Regions from separate parts of the Homo sapiens genome. Here region 1 is linked to region 2. The links are chromatin contacts, found by POLR2A ChIA-PET in ENCODE. All regions are on one chromosome and are shown on one strand. Each heading gives the region's core, a stretch centred on a gene start or an enhancer-like site at or near the end of the contact. The rest is flanking DNA. Distances are from core to core; before and after follow the strand shown.

Region 1 (4,031 bases), core at 1,110-3,609, 210 kb after region 2:
GCTGCAGTCAGTGTGATGCCTTCCTCACTCGCACGCCTGGCACGTGAACCAGGAAGACTCACACAGCGGGGCTCCTTGGGCAGCTCTCTCTATCGCTATGTAACCATCCCACATGGTCTTCCTGCAGGGTGGCTTCAGCTTGGCTCAGGGCTCCAAAGGTCCATGTTGAAATGAAGAGAGAACCAGGCAGGAGCCACGTCGTCTTTCATGACTGGGTCTCAGAATCCACACAGCATCACTGCTGCTGTCCTCTATTAGGAACAGAGACTCTTACTCCTAATGGGAGAGTGGCAAGGTTTTGGAAGAGCATGTGGGACTGGAAATATTGTTGTGGCTATTGTTTTCCTTTTTAAAATTGTGGTGAAATCTTCATGAAAGTTACCATTTTAACTATTTCTACATGCACACTGCAGTAGCAGTTAGTACATTTGCATTGCTGTGCACCATCACCACTCTCTCTCTCTCTCTCTCTCTCTCTCTCTCTCTCTCCAGAATTTCACCTGCCCAAGTTGAACTCTGTACCCATGCAGCAGTAACTCCCTATTCCCCCCGGCTCCAGCCCCTGGCAACCCCACTCTACTTTTTGTCTCTAGGAGTTTCGCTATTCTAGGTACCTCATAAAAGTGAAATCATACAGTGCTTGTCCTTTTGTGTCTGGCTTATTTCACCGAAGGCCAATTTCATAAAATACAATTTGCCACATGTTCTAAGGTCAAGTTGTACCAAAGCTTATTCTGTTTTTCATCTAAAATTACATCCAGCCGCACTATCTAATGCTGCCCATCATTGGTTCTGCAATGAATTAAATGACAACAAAAAGATGCTCCAATAATAAAATTCTAACAAATAGAGAGGGCCCAAATTTGAATATAAACATCCTTGCTGCTATCAAATGCCCAAGGAAAATTAAAGTCCTAAAAATTAACTTTTTAAATTCAGTCCAATGAACCCAAAGTCCAAAATTTTTAAGTTAATGTTTAATGGGAACTAGAGTCCAAAATAAAATTATCAGCCCGGCATGGTGGCTCACGCCTATAATCTCAGCACTTTGGGAGACCGAGGCGGGTGGATCACTTGAGCCCAGGAGTTCGAGACCAGCCTGGGTAACATGGCAAAACCCCATCCAAAAAAAAAATACAAAAAAAATTAGCCAGGCGTGGTGGTGTGTGACTGTAGTCCCAGCTACTCAGGAGGCTGAGGTGGAAGGATCACTTGAGCCCAGGAGGCTGAGGTTGCAGTGAGCCAAGATTGCATCACTGCACTCCAGCCTGGGTGAGAGTGAGACCTTGCCTGAAAATTATATACACACACAGACACACACACACACATATATATATATATATATCTTGCCCTATGAATTACACTTTATGTTTCTTTTCCTTTCCCCCTGCTTCCCCACTGAAAACTTTGTATTGGCCTTTTGGGTAGAAACGGGAACTTTTTTACCAGGAAGAATAATCCTATCACACTTCCACTGGAACCAGCACATGGCCTCCTCTTTGCTGACTCTGTTTGTCCCCAGTGCAGTCTGTCCCACACTTCTTGTCTGCGATGCTAAAACCTCACCTGTCCAGCACCACATTGAAGTCCAGGTCATAGATACCAGTGCTTGAGTCATATTTGATACCTATATCGGTGTGTTTCTGGATCCCAAAACCAAAGTTTCTAGTATCTGAGGGATTATTTTTTTCTTTTCTTAACTCATATTCCTGTACCTTTAGACCTTTCTCCAGGATTGTTTCTGCCTTGGCCCCTCAGAGTGTGCAGTGGACGGCAATCTCTTCATTTCTCCTGATGCTGAAGGATCTGATGCTGTACTTGGCTTTGGAAAACACAGGGGTCTGGCCTGTGAGCTGCTCAGGTCAGTCTGTCTCTACCCTCCCCACACAGATATTGAGGCGAGTTTGTGGATGTGAAGTTCCCAAGTGGGGATCTTCTTTTCACCTTGATCCTGCACCATCATGGAGAATAGGAAGAGCCAAATTTCTTAAATAAAATTAAAATTTAAAGAAATCACTCCTGAATGTTAAATTCTGCTCAGAGTCCTTCAGAGAGGTCCTCGATACCTGGATAAAATTGGGGGTTCTTCAGTAACTTCAAGATCAGACATCTCTCCTAAGAATAAGTGTGGTTCTTTCAGGACCTCAGAAATTAATAGGACACAGGAGATAATTACAACACCACCTATTAACACTTTGGGCTTTAAAAAATGTTCCCAGGCAAAACCATCTTCTCAGTACCCTGTATTTATAGAATTTAGACTCAACTATTTTGTCAAAGCCTACAGGAGAAACAAGATGTTCTGAGGGAAGGAGGATAAACAAAGTGAAGGCCGTCTTGGATCAGCCTTGCCAGAGGACACTCAGTCTGTGGTGGGTGTCTGGAGCCTGCTCTCTGTGAATTTAAACTCAACTGGGAGAATTCTCTCACTGAAAGGTCAATTGTGGCACTTTAAAAAAAAATCCAGTACTCAGAGTAGTTCCAGAGGAGCAGAATCTTAGGATGATTTCTTTGAATTCGTTCTGGCTTATCTAGAATTGATTTTCTGATCTGATTAGATTTACAGGCATTAATGAGCCTATTTCCAGAGGTAAAGAGGGCACTGATACTTTATGGCCTGCAATGACAAGACAGTAATGTAAAATTATTACATTTAGAGACCTGTAATCAAGTTTTATAGAAAGCTAGGCTCTAGGTTACTAAGCATTTGAGGCTGTAGTTCCTTTTAATGAAAATAAGGAGGACATGCTTCTCATTGGGCTGGAGAACATAAGGAAAGAAAATGATGAGCTCGGGACTTCAAATTTCCAGCTCAAGGCTCACATTAAGAATCTGGAAGCTCCAATGACTACTTAAAGAAACCCTAATCTCCTATAGCCACAGGGAAACTAAATCCAAAGTCTAATTTTGTGGGTGGCTGAATTACAAGGCAAATTGAATTTGCAGCCATGTAGTACCTCTTTTGTTAAAGTAAGGGTACTGATTGGGAAGGAGAGGGGCCCTGAGAACTGGAAGGGGATATACGGGGAGATTCCAGTAAAGCTGGGAACTTGAACCCCAAGTTCTGCTGAATCTTCTTTGCTAATAGAAGCAACCCTTCCATCATCTGAGAGGACTGGTTCCCCTTTGTCTAAAGATCCTGTAATAATCCTCTGCAGAACCCATCCCCACCACCTCTCTCTTTCCTAGATTTATAACTAGACTCAAGTCCCCGAAAGCCCCAGAAGGTAAGGTACAAATTATGGATCATGAGGAAGTGTATTAGTCAGGGTTCTCTAGAAGGACAGAACTAATGGGATATATCTAGATATAAAAAGGAGTTTGTTGGGCCAGGCGCAATGGCTCACACCTGTAATCCCAGCACTTCGGGAGGCTGAGGCGGGTAGATCACGAGGTCAGGAGTTTGAGACCAGCCTGGCCAACATGGTGAAACCCCATCTCTACTAAAAATAGAAAAATTAGCCGGGTGTGGTGGCAGGCACCTGTAATCCCAGCTACTCAGGAGGCTGAGGCAGGAGAATCGCTTGAAACCAGAAGGCAGAGGTTGCAGTGAGCCAAGATAGTGCCACTGCGCTCCAGCCTCGGCAACAAGAGTGAAACTCCATCTCAAAAAAAAAAAAAAAAGAAAGAAAGAAAGAAAAGGAGTTTGTTAAGGAGAATTGACTCACATGATCACAAAGTGAAGTCCCACAATAGGCCATCTGTAAGCTGAGGAGCAAGGAAGCCAGCAGTGGCTCAGTCTGAGTCCCAAAACCTCAAAAGTTGGGAAGGTGACGGTGCAGACTTCAGTCTGTGGCCTAAGACCTGAGAGCCCCTGGCAAACCACTGGTCTAAGTCCAAGAGTCCAAAAGCCAAAAATCGTGGAGTCTGATGTTCGAAGGCAGGAAGCACCCAGCATGAGAAAAGATGAAGGCCGGAAGACTAGGCAGGTTAGCTCCTTCCACCTTCTGCTGCCTGCTTCTTCTTTTCTTTCTTTTTTTTTTTTTTGATATATTTGTAATATATTTACAAATATAAAATTCTGACATCAC
Region 2 (4,138 bases), core at 1,034-3,533:
AGAAAAAAAGAAAAAGAAAAAGAAAAAAAAACAGGGTCTCTGTTGCCCAAGCTGGAGTGCATGCAGTGGCGTAATCACAGCTCACTGCAGCCTCCACCTCCAGGGCTCAGTAGCTGGGACTACAATCATGTGCCACCACATTCAGCTGATTTTTGTATTTTTTGTAGAGACGGGGTTTTGCTGTGTTGCCCAGGCTGGTCTCAAAGTCCTGGGCTCAAAGTCCACCTCAGCCTCCCTAAGTGCTGGGATTACAGGCATGAGCCACTGTGCCTGGTCCAGTAGCTCTATTTCTTAAAGAGTCATACAAACTCTAGATTAAAAGTATAAATCTCATAAAACATTAGGCATATTGATAAAAATTTTGATTATTTTATTGATAACAATAAATTTATCTTTACAAAAAATTGTCTAAAAAACATATTCATATTTCAAGATATGCAAAGCACATAAGAGTTAAACTTGCAAAGATGCACCAAAGACTACTCAAGATCTTTGCATATATTAACTCATTCTGTGCGATCACAATAACCCTATGAAGTAGGTGCTATTATTTCCATTTTACAGATGAGGAAACTGAGGCTAACTTGGCCAAGGTCACAAAGATAATGAGGAAAAGCTGGGGTTTAAACTTACGGAATCTGGTTCTGGAAGCCCCACTTTTTTTTTTTTTTTTTTTTAATTATTTTGTAGAGACCGGATCTCACCATCTTGACCAGGTTGGTCTCAAATTCCTGAGCTCAAGCCATCCTCCCACCTCAGCCTCCCAAAGTGCTAGGATTACAGGCATGAACCAGCGTGAGGTCCTACTCTTAACCACTACACTAGACACCTCTCTAAGACTGCTGGTGATGATGGGGTAGCTAACCTGGAGTGCTCTGTGACATGTACTCTCATGCAACCTTACAACAACCCCTTGAGAAGTCATTCTTTCCATCTACAGGACAAAACCCACAAAAGCCAGGTTAGAAACGTCCCCCAAGGTCACACAGCCAGTGAGGGATGGTGGTAAGATTCAAACTCTGGCAGCATGGCTCCCTTGTGCTATGAGGTCTTTCAATAATTCAGTCTTACACTCATAAAAAAGGTCACATGATAAAATTTACTAAACAATTCAAAAAGGTTTTGTGTAAGTCTTCCTGAAACACTCTGGAAGGTTTTGGGGCTTATGACAAGCATTTCTTTAAGACAGCATTTACATTTAAGTCACTTTTCATCTTTACTACTTTGGGCTGATCATAAACACATTTCTGCTCTTTAAAAAGAAATATTTCTGTAGCAACTTGGCAGATTTCGGTACAGGAACAGTCTATTCTTTAAAATTAAATTTAGTAACAACTTATTCTGGTTACTCTGAAAGAGAAGGAGAGAATGAACTATTAAGAGGCCTTTCCTGTACTTTAATGTTTCAAAACATGTTTGGTTTGGCCTCATTTGAATCTTGTGGACAACTAGCCCAGAACTTGACTCAAAAAGAGTAATACCATTTTAAAACAGCTGAATTCTAAAAAGCAACCTCAGAAGCCAACTCTGAGCAACTATTTCTCATAATTTTTACTTTTATTTCAAACAAAATATGAAAGATGCATATGGCAACATCCTCATAAAGCATATATAGACAGGTATTTGTACTTCTGAGCTATGGACAACCAAGAAACCAAATCAAAATTTTACAAAATTCTGTAGTATGACATTGCTGAACAAGCAATGAAGTACACAAAAGATGGATATCAAAAGAGAAATAATCCATATTTCTCTCATATCCTTAACATGCTCCATTGTGTCCAGTGACTGAGAAATTTAAAACTCTGTGTTGTAATGCCTCCCTGTAACAGAGGTGAGCTAAAGATGAAGTGTCAAGCTGGATTTCCATCTTACCTTGCTTTCCCCCAACAGGTTCAAAGACTTCATAACCTTTGATACGGACTTGATATTTTTTCAATAGGGAACCCATAAAACTATTTTCAAATAAAAACACTAAGCAATGCCACTAGACAATCTGTCTTTCTCTGCTTTATCGCTGCCCTATCGCCACGCATTAAAATTAAAAATACCTTTCTGCCTTGCCTTTATTGAATAAAAGTTTAACTTTGAATTAGAAGAAAACGTACCCATCGTCCCTTTTACACTTTTTGCAGGTGATAGAATCTATCAGATCACATTGGTGGCTATCACTGCTCTCTAAGCATCCTAAAGACAGAAAGCATGCCATTACCAAATGTTTTATAAGCGTTATAATGCCCCGATGGTGGAAGTCTGGCAATACCTAGATATACAGCAAGGCTGGTGAATAAGGAGCTGAGGGGCGGAGGAAGCGGGAGCGAGGGAGGGAGGAAAGGAGGGAGTCGCCACCTTAAATCCACGCCGGACCGGGAACCTGCAGCCCACAACCTGATCCCTGCCCTCCCCAACAGTGGACCGGCCACCACATTTTTTCAGATCCTCCTCACCCAACCCAGCACAGCACTCACCCTTCTGCGAAGAAGTCGGCACCCAGTCCAGCTCCGAGACGGGTCGGGGTGGCAGCGAGGGAGGGGGCGTCTGGGCTGTGGGCGGGGGGTGTCTGTGCGTCACTCGAGTACAGGACGGTGAGTTCGAGGGGTGGGAGCGCAGAGGAGCGGGGAAATCAAGTCACGGCCGAAAAGGGAGAAGGAGAAACGGAGGGGTGGGGTGATGGAGCGCCCCCTCCCTAAAATAAACCCACCGGCCCCTACGATCTCTGCCCCAGAGAGGGAAAATAAAATCAGGGGAAATAATAGACCAACCAATAAATCTCTAAAACGACGAGGAGCGAGGAACAGACTTTAATTTAAAGGGGGGAAAATTGAGCGAGGGCTGGAGGGGAGACAGAGGGAAGCGGCTCTGGGTCTATCCCATGCCTTTGCAGTCCCCAGGCAGAGGAGGAGGCTGGCTGAGGGGAAGTTGCAGCGGCTCCCGAGGAGGAGGAGGAGAAGGAGGAGGAGGATGTTACACCGTAACAAGTACAGACAGACAGCCATGGATCAGAGGGGCGCTGCAAGCAGGAGCAGGGGCGGCCGCGGCGGGGCGAGCGGCGGCGGGCGGCAGCACCGCCTGCTCGGCTCGCTCAAGACATTTAATTGGATTGATGGGTTGTGCAGTGACTCACAGACTTTACAGAGTCGTACAGCAATCCCCGCCCAGCTGGACAGGGGTGATGCGGCGGGGACGGGCGGGGTAAGGGGGCCGAGAAAGAGGTGAGCTAGGAGGCGGCGACGAGAGGGTGAGGAGCTGAGGGGGCGGAGCGGAGCGGAGCTACCCAATGGTGAGGCCCATCGTTCCGACGGGCGTGGGCCTCGACCTATGGCGGCGCGGCTCGTTAAGCGGCTGGCTGCACCCCTGGCCCAATGAGTCTTCTAAGGACACTGCCGCGAGCGGGGCGGGGGCAGTGGAGTGGGGGGTGGGGAGAGGTGGGTGGACGTTCAAGTGTGGGGTGGAGGGAAGGAGGAGGCGCCGGAGACCCGCGGAGTCACTCGGCCCTCCTCGCTCCAGAAGTGCGCCTTCTGCCAATCCGAGCGCCTCGCGGGAGTGATGGACGCGAGCGTGTGGCCAATGGGGAGGAGAGGGCTTCCGCAGCCGGCCAGAGGGGAAGGAGCGGGCGGGCCCGGCCTCCTCCTCTCCACCAGCTCCTCTCCGGGCCAGCCCTCCCCTCCCGCGCGGCTCGGGTCAGTCACGCAAATAACAGTGTGAGGGCCGGGGCTGCGCGGGGGGGCGGCGGCCCGCTGCTGGCTGCGTGACAGCGATGGGGACTGGCTGTGCTGCCTACTCTGATCCGGCAGGAGGAGGCGGCGGCGGAGGCTGGCTCCTAACTCTGCGTGCAGGCGGCGGCTGCTGCTCAGACTCTGCCTGGCGCTGCCGGGGAGCCCCTACGGCCAAACCCCACTCCCGGGGGACAGCCAGATTTGGAGTGAATCAGATCACGCAGTGCCCACTCTTGGAGACCGCTCCGGGGGAAGTCCGGCGGGGCTGTGTGCTGGGATCTGAGGAGGCTGGAAGCCGTAGGCGGGAGGCTTGGCCGTGACATTTGCCCCTTGCTTGCTTGCCTGTTTTCTGGGAAAGTCAGGGTAGGGTGTGGGCAGGTCGAAACAGCTCCTGAATACGTCCTGTTGCTTTACTGAGTTTC

What was found. ChIA-PET counts read pairs that join two places held with the same protein, here RNA polymerase II (POLR2A).
Region 1: POLR2A ChIA-PET joins it to region 2 with 11 read pairs in AG04449. The contact joins two enhancer-like sites. POLR2A ChIA-PET finds 5 or more read pairs at or near these places in 3 of 52 experiments (AG04449, AG04450 and K562).

The regions. Positions count from the first base shown.
Region 1 is chr2:64,958,657-64,962,687 of GRCh38, forward strand. It overlaps the pseudogene RPL11P1. Among named protein-coding and RNA genes, the nearest start is that of LINC02245, 28 kb to the left of the region's middle. Within about 2 kb of position 2,360, at least 2 of the 41 ENCODE cell types and tissues checked have a DNase peak (open chromatin) inside an H3K27ac peak, as active enhancers do.
Region 2 is chr2:64,747,813-64,751,950 of GRCh38, forward strand. No RefSeq gene overlaps it. Among named protein-coding and RNA genes, the nearest start is that of SERTAD2, 96 kb to the left of the region's middle. RefSeq lists silencers at 2,510-2,579, 2,911-3,910. Within about 2 kb of position 2,284, at least 36 of the 41 ENCODE cell types and tissues checked have a DNase peak (open chromatin) inside an H3K27ac peak, as active enhancers do.